2 separate regions of the Homo sapiens genome follow, and region 2 is linked to region 1. A link is an interaction called in ENCODE POLR2A ChIA-PET data of the cell type or tissue named here. Cell type or tissue: MCF 10A. All regions are shown on one strand. Links, peaks and the distances in the headings refer to the core of each region. The heading gives the core; the rest is flanking DNA.

Region 1 (4,339 bases), core at 241-4,240:
AGGGAGGGGCCGGGTGCAGTGGCTCAGGCCTGTAATCCCAGCCCTTCGGGAGGCCGAGGCAGGTGGATGGCTTTGAGACCAGGAGTTTAAGACCAGCCTGGCCAAAATGGTGAAACCCTGTCTCTACTAAAAATACAAAAATCAGCCAGGCGTGGTGGCACATGCCTGTAATCCCAGCTACTCAGGAGGCTGAGCCACGTGAGAATCCCTTGAACCTGGCAGGCGGAGATTGCAGTGAGCCGAGATGGTGCCATTGCACTCTGGCCTGGACGGGCAACAGAGTGAGACTCTGCCTCAAAAATAAAAAAAAAAAAAAAAAGAAAGAAAGGGAGGGAGGGAGGAAAGGAAGAAAGGAAAAAGAAGGAAGGAAGGAAGGAAATCAGAATCCTTGGGCAGCACGTCCACCGCAGAGTGCGGTGCTCACCCAGCGCTGTGGCTCCTGCGGCTGCATCACTGACAGTATCGCCAGTCCGGGAAAAGATCAAAATTCAAAGTTTGAAGTGTGGTCTCTACTGAATGCAGCTCACTTTCACACCGTTGTAAAGTCAAAAAATCATAAGTTGGGGACATGTGTACATTCTGGATCCCTTCACCACGAAGGCACCTCTTCCCAGGCACTGGCCAGGATGGTTGGGGGTGGGGGCGGCAGGGGCTGGGGGTTTGGCTCAGCCTTCCTGAGACAGGCTAGGGAGCTCAGCAAGGGCTGAGTGAGAGAGTAAGAGAGGTGGTTTCCCTCGCAGAGCATGTGCAGGGCTGGGTGGAAAGGGCACCCAGTCAGTGAAGTGGCCAAGGGCACACACGCCAGCACAGACTGCCCGGGTTCCCTGTGTGTCCTTGAACAGGATCCTCAACTTCTCCCGGCTTCCTTTTCCTACTTGGGTAAAAACCTCACAGGTTATCATGAAGATAAAATTAGAAAACCCATTTGAAATGTTTAACAACACCTGGTATCTAGTAAGTGTTTGGTTAATACAGGTAACTTCTCTAGGAACCGGGGACGTAGCAGCGAGCAAAGCCAAGTCCCTGCTCTCCTGGATCTTGCATTCTGGGGGAGGAAGTGCTAAGACACATGGATGTGTGCCACTGTCAGATGATGGTGCCACTGGGGAGAACATGAAGCAGGATGAGGGGCAGTGAGAGGCGGGGACTGATTTGGAGGGTCAGGGCAGGGGCATTTGGGCAGGGAACAGAATGAAGTGGAAATTATAGGAATTATGGTTATATGATTTTTTTTCTTTTTTTTTTTTTTTTCTGAGACATGGTCTCACCCTGTCACCCAGGCTGCAGTGCAGTGGCATGATCTCCGTTCACTGCAACCTCCACCTCCCAGGCTCAAGGGATCCTCCTATCTCAGCCTCCGGAGTTGCTGGGACTACAGGCGCAGACCACCACGCCCAGCTATTTTTTGTATTTTTTTTGTTAGAGACGGGGTTTCACCATATTGCCCAGGCTCCTCTCCAACTCCTGGACTCAAGCAATCCACCTGCCTTGGCCTCCCAAAGTGCTCGGATTACACGGGTGAGCCACTGCGCCCAGCGTGTATGATTTTTAAAAAAGAATTTTTAGGGTAAAGCAGGCCTTAATTCTCATAGATTTTGCTAACTTTGTTTATATATATAGATTGAGACAGGGTCTTGCTCTGTCACCCAGGCTGGAGTGCAGTGGTGCAATCTCAGCTCACTGCAGCAGGACGAGCCTATTTCTGTCTGTGAAGTGAGTGGGGCACATGATCCCAGGCTCAAGCGATTCTCCCACCTCAGCATCTGCAGTAGATGGGACCACAGGTGTGTGCCACCACACCTGGCTAATTTTTGTATTTTTTGTGAGATTGGGTCTCACTATGTTGCCTAGGTTGGCCTCGAACTCCTGGGCTTGAGCAAGCTTCTCGCCTCGGCCTCTGAAAGTGCTGGGATTCACAGCCCTTGGCCTACTCCCTCCCCGCCCTGGCCCCTGCCTCAAGGCATAGATTCAAGTTGCCCTGAACATGCACTCTCTTCCTGCTCACTAATCAGCCCTCTTCTTGTCTGAATTTCCACCAGACCGTGAAGGGGGACCGAGTCTTGGTGGTTCACGTGGCTGACTCTCCACAAACGGCTGTAGGACAAGCATGTTTCTGTCTGTGAAGTTAGTGGGGCGCGTGCACATGGGGTCCCTGGTTCTGAAATTTGTTAGGGTGGAGGATTTTTCTGGCCTTGGTCTTTCTTCCATTCCACTTCACAATTCCACACCACCACAGAACGAAGGTCAGGACACCGTTTACCTCCTACGTGTTCTGTCCCTCCGGAGCACACTTGTGCTCGGGGAAACTGGCTGACCGGTGGCCACGGGGTGAGGCGTGAGCAGCACGGACCAGAATAGAAGGTCTAAATTTAAACTGTGACTGGAGGCTTCAGGGAGCCAGGCCGGCCAGCAGGCTCTCCAGGCGGGTAGCTCTGCCCCGCCTGCAGCCACACCCTCCTGCGCCCTCCCAGAGTGGAAACTGTTTCATTTCTGGCTGCTGAGAACTGGTTTCCTCCCAAGGAAATTATGTCTCACCGCAGTTGTGGCAGGAGCTGCCCTCTGGAATTTCCCTGCAGCGATGAAACACCTCCTGGATGAGCTGCTGTTAGATGGGACACGCCCAGAGCCTGCTAGTGCACAACCCAGAGGGAGACACACCCACACACAGATATAAACAGAAACACTGGAACCCCTCCGCAGGATGCGGCCGCGGGGACCCTCGGGAAGCCGCTGCAGCCCCGGATCTGCTCTGTCTCCTTCCTCCTGTGCTGCAGGAGGGGGTCAGCTGCTCTTCCTGAACCTGTTTGCACCTCTACAGTCTTGAGAGAGATCTTTTAAAAATCAAAATAGAACAGAACTTCAAAGGAATAATCCTAGAAAGTTGTGATTATTTCAAAGATGTTGCTTTCACTGTTCAAAATATTTTATTTTTAAACTTGTTTTAAAAAATATTCTTTTCAGGGCTGAGCACAGTGAGTCACGCCTGTAATCCCAGTACCTTGGGTGGCCGAGGCGGGAGGATCACTGGAGGCCAGGAGTTCAAGACCAGCCTGGGGAACATAGGAAGACCCCCGTCTCTACAAAAAATAAAAAAATTAGCTTGGCGTGGTGGCACGAAGCTGTAGGTGGGAGAGTCACTAAAGTCCAGAGGTCGAGGATGCAGTGAGCTGTGATTGCACCACTGCACCCCAGCCTGGGCGACAGTGAGACCCTGTCTCGAAAAACAAAAATTCCTTTCAGAACCTGTTTTTGGAACATACAAGTTGGCCTTGCCACATTTCCAGTCTATTTCATTTTTGTCTTGAGTGATCACTACACTTGGTACCAAGACACTTTGTGCTGGTTCCAAATAACGAATTTAAAAGATTCCTGCAAGAAGAATGAGAAGGCTGCCGGGCGCGGTGGCTCACGCCTGTAATCCCAGCACTTTGGGAGGCCGAGGTGGGCAGATCACGAGGTCAGGAGATCGAGACCATCCTGGTTAACACGGTGAAACCCCGTCTCTACTAAAAATACAAAAAATTAGCCGGGCGTGGTGGCGGGCGCCTGTAGTCCCAGCTACTCAGGAGGCTGAGGCAGGAGAATGCGTGAACCCGGGAGGCGGAGCTTGCAGTTAGCCATTGCATTCCAGCCTGGGCGACAGAGAGAGACTCTGTCTCACAAAAAAAAAAAAAAAAAAAAAAAAAAAAAAAAAAAAAAAAAAAAAAAAAAATTGCCGGGGCGTGGTGGTGCATGCCTGTAATCCCAGGTACTTGGGAGGTGGGAGGCTGGGTGGGGCACAAGAATCACCTGAGCCTGGGAGGCAGACGTTGCAGTGAGCTGAGATGGCGCCATTGCACTCCAGTCTGGGCAACAAGAGCGAAACTCTGTCTCGAGCAAAAAAAAAAGAATTACCCTCAAGGCCGGGCGTGGTGGCTCACACCTGTAATCCCAACACTTTGGGATTCTGAGGCGGGTGGATCACCTGAGGTCAGGAGTTCGAGACCAGCCTGACCAATATGGTGAAATCCCGTGTCTACTAAAAATACAAAAATTAGCCGGGTGTGGTGGTGGGTGCCTGTAGTCCCAGCTACTCGGGAGGCTGAGATGGGAGAATTGCTTGAACCCGGGAGGTGGTGGGTTGCAGTGAGCCGAGACCATGCCACTGCACTCCAGCCTGGGTGACAGAGTGAGACTCTGTCTCAAAAAAAAAGAGCAAATGCTGTCACTGTGGTCAAATCCACCCAATGCCCAAAGCTGGCCCCCAGAGACGGACAACCACCGTGGAAGGGCAAGCTCCACTCCCTAAATTCTCAGCCATGAGCCAGGTCCTGCTAGAGCCTTGAACAGTCCAACACTC
Region 2 (4,339 bases), core at 230-4,229, 670 kb before region 1:
ATAATGTTTGCTGGACAAGCAAACGAATGATGTTTACAACTGGGCCAGAGAACACTTGGCGAAACTGGTCCTCCAACCCACGAGGGTGTGGGCAGACTTCTCAGCGCCCTTCCATGAACTCTGAGGACTTTCCTAGGGGTCGTTTTCTAAGTTTGATGGTGGGAAAGGGCCCATGTGGCACAGAACACAATTCTGAATATAAGGGCTTCCTGAAGATTCTTGCAAGTTACCCTTGTTTGAGCCCAGCTTCCTGGGCACCCCGACCACTACTGGCCTCTGGCCTCTGGCCTCTGTGGAGGCCTGGCCTTGCAGGAGTGGGTTCTCCATTGTGGATCGGCAGCTTCACTTTATAACAGAGCCCAGAGGGCAGCAGCAACTTGCCAGTATTCTTGTATTGCTAAAGTCAGGGGGGAAAGGTAGGGCACTGTCAACCACACACAACCTGGGTAACCTTAGGCAGACTACTTAACCTCTCTAACTTCTTCTACCTACCTCGCAGGGTTATTCTAGTGAGGATTAAATGAGATAAACTTTGTTATCTTATTTAACATTATAAGCTCTGACCTATTGTTAACTATTCCATAAATATTAGTGTTATTATGAAAACCTTCTGCACTGAATTAAGGAGACAATTAATTCAGTGACAATTCAGAGACAATTAGAGGTGTAATTAAAAAATAGAAGAGGCTAGGAGTGGTGGCTCACACCTGTAATCCCAGCACTTTGGGAGGCTGAGGTGAGCAGATCCCTTGAGGCCAGGAATTCGAGACCAGGCTGGCCAACATAGTGAAACCCCATCTCTACTAAAAATACAAAAATTAGCCAGGCGTGGTGGAGGGCACCTGTAATCCCAGCTACCCGGGAGGCTGAGGCACATGAATCGCTTGAACCCGGCAAGCAGAGGTTACAGTGAGCAGAGATCGGGCCACTGTACTCCAGCCTGGGCAACAGAGTGAGACTCTGCCTACCTTCTACCTCCCCACCCCGCCAAAATAGAAGAATGTTAGGAACACAGAACATGAGAGGAAAAAAGAGCAAATACTGCATACTCCCAGGAGACATTTGTCCAGCATCTGCTGAACACCTCTGTGTTCCCAACACTGTGCAGGGGCTGGGATGAAGTGACTGTCCTTGCTCTTGGGCACAGGGAATCAGATCAACACACACTCACTCCCCTACCTCCCAACCCCTGTCCAAATCTTATTAGCATAAAAAGTGGCTTGTTTCCGCAGCACTTACTGCCTGGGCGAGGAAAGCCTTTCACACACATTCTCCACACTCTACCCACAAATGTGTTTCCCTTCCATTGCAAGGACTGTCCATGGGTCATGAAGCCAAGGGTAATAACCTGCCTCCCAGGGCACACAGCGAGGTACTGGTGGTTCTGAGGCTAATGCTGCCTTAAGGATGTGAGAGTTAAGCTCGATGACACTAACAGCTGGGAAATTCACCAGGAAAAAAGCCCAAAGGAATGAAAAGTTCCTTCCTCTTCAGGAACGGTACAATGAAAAATCACAACAATGGTTTCCTAGAAGATTTATGACACAAAAGATAGCGACCAGCTAACTGATCTTTTATCTACACCAAAGACTTAATGACAGGAAACAGATTTAGATTAAACTGGAGGGCTGTTAAACTAAAGAAGAACAATTCAATAATAAGCACAATATCTTGCTTACCTAAAACTTAATCACATTTGATCTTATGTCTTTGAAACATGAAGCAGAACCAGGAAATAGGCAGAAGCAGGGCCTGTGGGCAGCCAGCGCAGAGGTGGGGCCGGGAACCCAAGTGTGCCTCCTGGGAAGTCCTTCCTTCCCACCTCACTCAGAGCCTTTCCTCCCATTGAACAGAATCCTAACAGCTTGCCTCGGCTTCCTCACAGATTCCACGCTCCCCACAAAGCCTCATGCTTGGAGTGGCTGGAGAGGGTGCTACAGGTTCTCCGGACAGCCACGGAGAAGTGACAACTGGCCCTGACTGTAAAGGCAGAGACAAAGACAGGGCAGGGCCCCAGCAAAATCAGTGAAAATACACAGCATTGTGTGGACATCTAGTGTGGAGGCGAATGACACTGTGGAGTACAGGGGACCCCATTAAAGAACAGGACATAATCGTAAGGAACAAGGTTTTGGCGCCTGGAAGAATAAATCCTCTCTGTAGAATGACTCCTTCCTTCTTATTCTAGGTAGCACAAACATTAACAGATTTATAGAACAACAAAGGCTGTGCTGGAAGCTGATGAGCCGCTGCCCAGGAGGCTACTGTGAAGCCGCAGTGGCATGCCAGGGCTCGCGAACACACAGACACACCAATGCCAGGGCACTCAGGGAAGGGAGCTGCTGAGAGCGGGGTCCCCGACCCCAGGTGATGAGCCATGTCCTCTGCCATCTCTGCTACCCATTCATCACAGTCTACTCTCCAGTTTGGCACCTACCCCCTACTGGTAACCCGGGCTTGGAGGGTGGACCCTGGGTCTCACCTAGCTTTGGGGTAGGTGTGGGGTCACATGGGGTTGGCTTGGGGGTAGCCCAAAGTCAGTGGAATGATCTATGTTGTTCATCTCAGCCAGGCCTTGCTGTGTTGGGCTTTCAGAGCAGCTGCGGAAGTTGGCCACTTCCTCTTGCTTAATTCAGTGGGCATGAGCTGGGCGCTTGCTCTGAGTCACTCTACGAAATCTTTTCGCAGCTGTGTTCCGGCCATCAGAGAAGCATCCGCAGAACAGACAGCAAACATGTTCTTCTTCAATACGTGAAGCAGCCACTAGGCGATTTATAGCCATTGATAGCCTGTGCCTGTCATCAAGCACAGCAATTCCTTCAGGCTCTAGAGGCTTCCTGCCCAACCACCAAGAAAAAGCCACAAAGCCTCAGAGAGCTGGGAGTGGCAGTGAAGACAGATCAGAAACACTACCCCACAGATAGCACAGCCAAAAGCTAAGAGAGCCAAGCACATCTGGTTACCTGCCAGGCAGCCACAGAAGATGACAACCATGGGCACCTTTCTTCAGGCTCAAACCCAACATGCAGTCCTATGACCTGTTTCTTTTATGGGCTAACCTCCTTGAGAGTATATCTCAGACCTCTGTGGCCTGAGCCTGGGCTCTGGGCTTTCAGTACCGGAGTGAGGGTTTTTACAGCAGAGACATTTGCTACTTTAAGTACCTGAATATGCCCTGGGTCTGGGCCAGCACACCGGTATGGGGGTGGGGAGGGCTGGAGGCGCTCACCCCACTTGCCAGGAATTGAGTGTCCCTGTTCATCAAACAGGGACCTGGCCTGAATATCACAGTCTCTTCTAGAACTCCTTGAAGTCTTGGGAAGGGGCAAGCCTCCTTGGGTTTAAAGACCGCCTGGCAGTACTATCTGCTTAAAAAGCTTAGCATGAGGGACCAGAGAGCTGGCTTCCCCCTGGGGATGCAAACCTGTGGTTGGAGAAATACCCAGAGAGGCAGAGAGAGAAACGAGTCATTCCAGGACCTTCTGAGAAAGGTATGGATGTGGCAGGTACAGATATACGGAAAACAAAAATGGTCATTCTCACCGACCCTCTGTCACTGGTAAGAACACATCTTCATGTGCTATAAAGTAACTGGGAAAGAAAATCAAAGAGCTCCGAGTCATGCTGGATTGCTGCAGCGCCAGGAGGCTCCCCAGAATGGAGGGAGCTGCAGTCCATCGCAAAAACATGAAGAAAGCAAATGGCAACGTGACAGACAGGAAATCTTATTCAAGAAAGGGAAAGTGTTAGCTGCTTAATGTAACTCTATGTTAAATCGACAATGAAAACATTTACTCTTTAAGGTCTTTAAGAGTTTTGAAATATCTAGTTTTGAGAGTTCCTGGTGTTCTAGAATTTTCTGTCTCATAGGGAAATCTCTTGGGGCATCCATGGGTATTTGGGCTGCAAAAGGTGGAGTGTGAGAATAGTGAGGGGCATTCTCGGGCTAGGGAGCTCCCTTCAGCCCCAGGGCCCTGAGGCCTCCGGGGCCTGCTCGGTTTGGGTCTCGACCCTCTCTGTCCTCTTCATTCCTCCAAGTCTCAGCGAAAGGGATTCTGTGAACCCATGTAGGATGCATAACCCTCAAAATGGGACAGCTGAGACTCTACAGGGCTTAAAAATATAGGATCTACCTTGCAACCTGAGCAGCCCGCCCAGGAGGAAAGCCTTCAATCCTACCTCCCAGCACCAGACAACAGGCGACAGAATGACAGCACAGGCTGGAGAATGCCCTATACTGGGCCCAGTGGGTGCTGGGCCGGTGCTGAGGAGGGCTGCAGCCCTTTAGGGCCACAGGCAGGCCCAGAGGGCTCCTTTCCATGGCAATGGAAATCAGGGA

The links. ChIA-PET counts read pairs that join two places held together with the same protein. Peaks named below come from ENCODE experiments on the same cell type or tissue, not always from the same donor. Only the 100,000 strongest peaks of a DNase experiment are listed, where the experiment ranks them.
Region 2: POLR2A ChIA-PET joins it to region 1 with 5 read pairs; 1 of 35 experiments calls an interaction of 5 or more read pairs at or near these places.

Annotation. Positions count from the first base shown.
Region 1 is chr2:231,641,060-231,645,398 of GRCh38, reverse strand. No RefSeq gene overlaps it. Among named protein-coding and RNA genes, the nearest start is that of TEX44, 50 kb to the right of the region's middle. RefSeq lists enhancers at 1,858-1,997, 2,178-2,247, 2,288-2,347. In MCF 10A, for the core only: no CTCF peak of the experiment used is centred there; DNase peaks (open chromatin) are centred at 2,538 and 3,818.
Region 2 is chr2:232,314,083-232,318,421 of GRCh38, reverse strand. The region is part of intron 14 of DIS3L2 (DIS3 like 3'-5' exoribonuclease 2); the gene reads right to left. Among named protein-coding and RNA genes, the nearest start is that of ALPP, 62 kb to the left of the region's middle. RefSeq lists an enhancer at 2,884-3,053. In MCF 10A, for the core only: a CTCF peak has its summit at 2,772; a DNase peak (open chromatin) is centred at 2,691.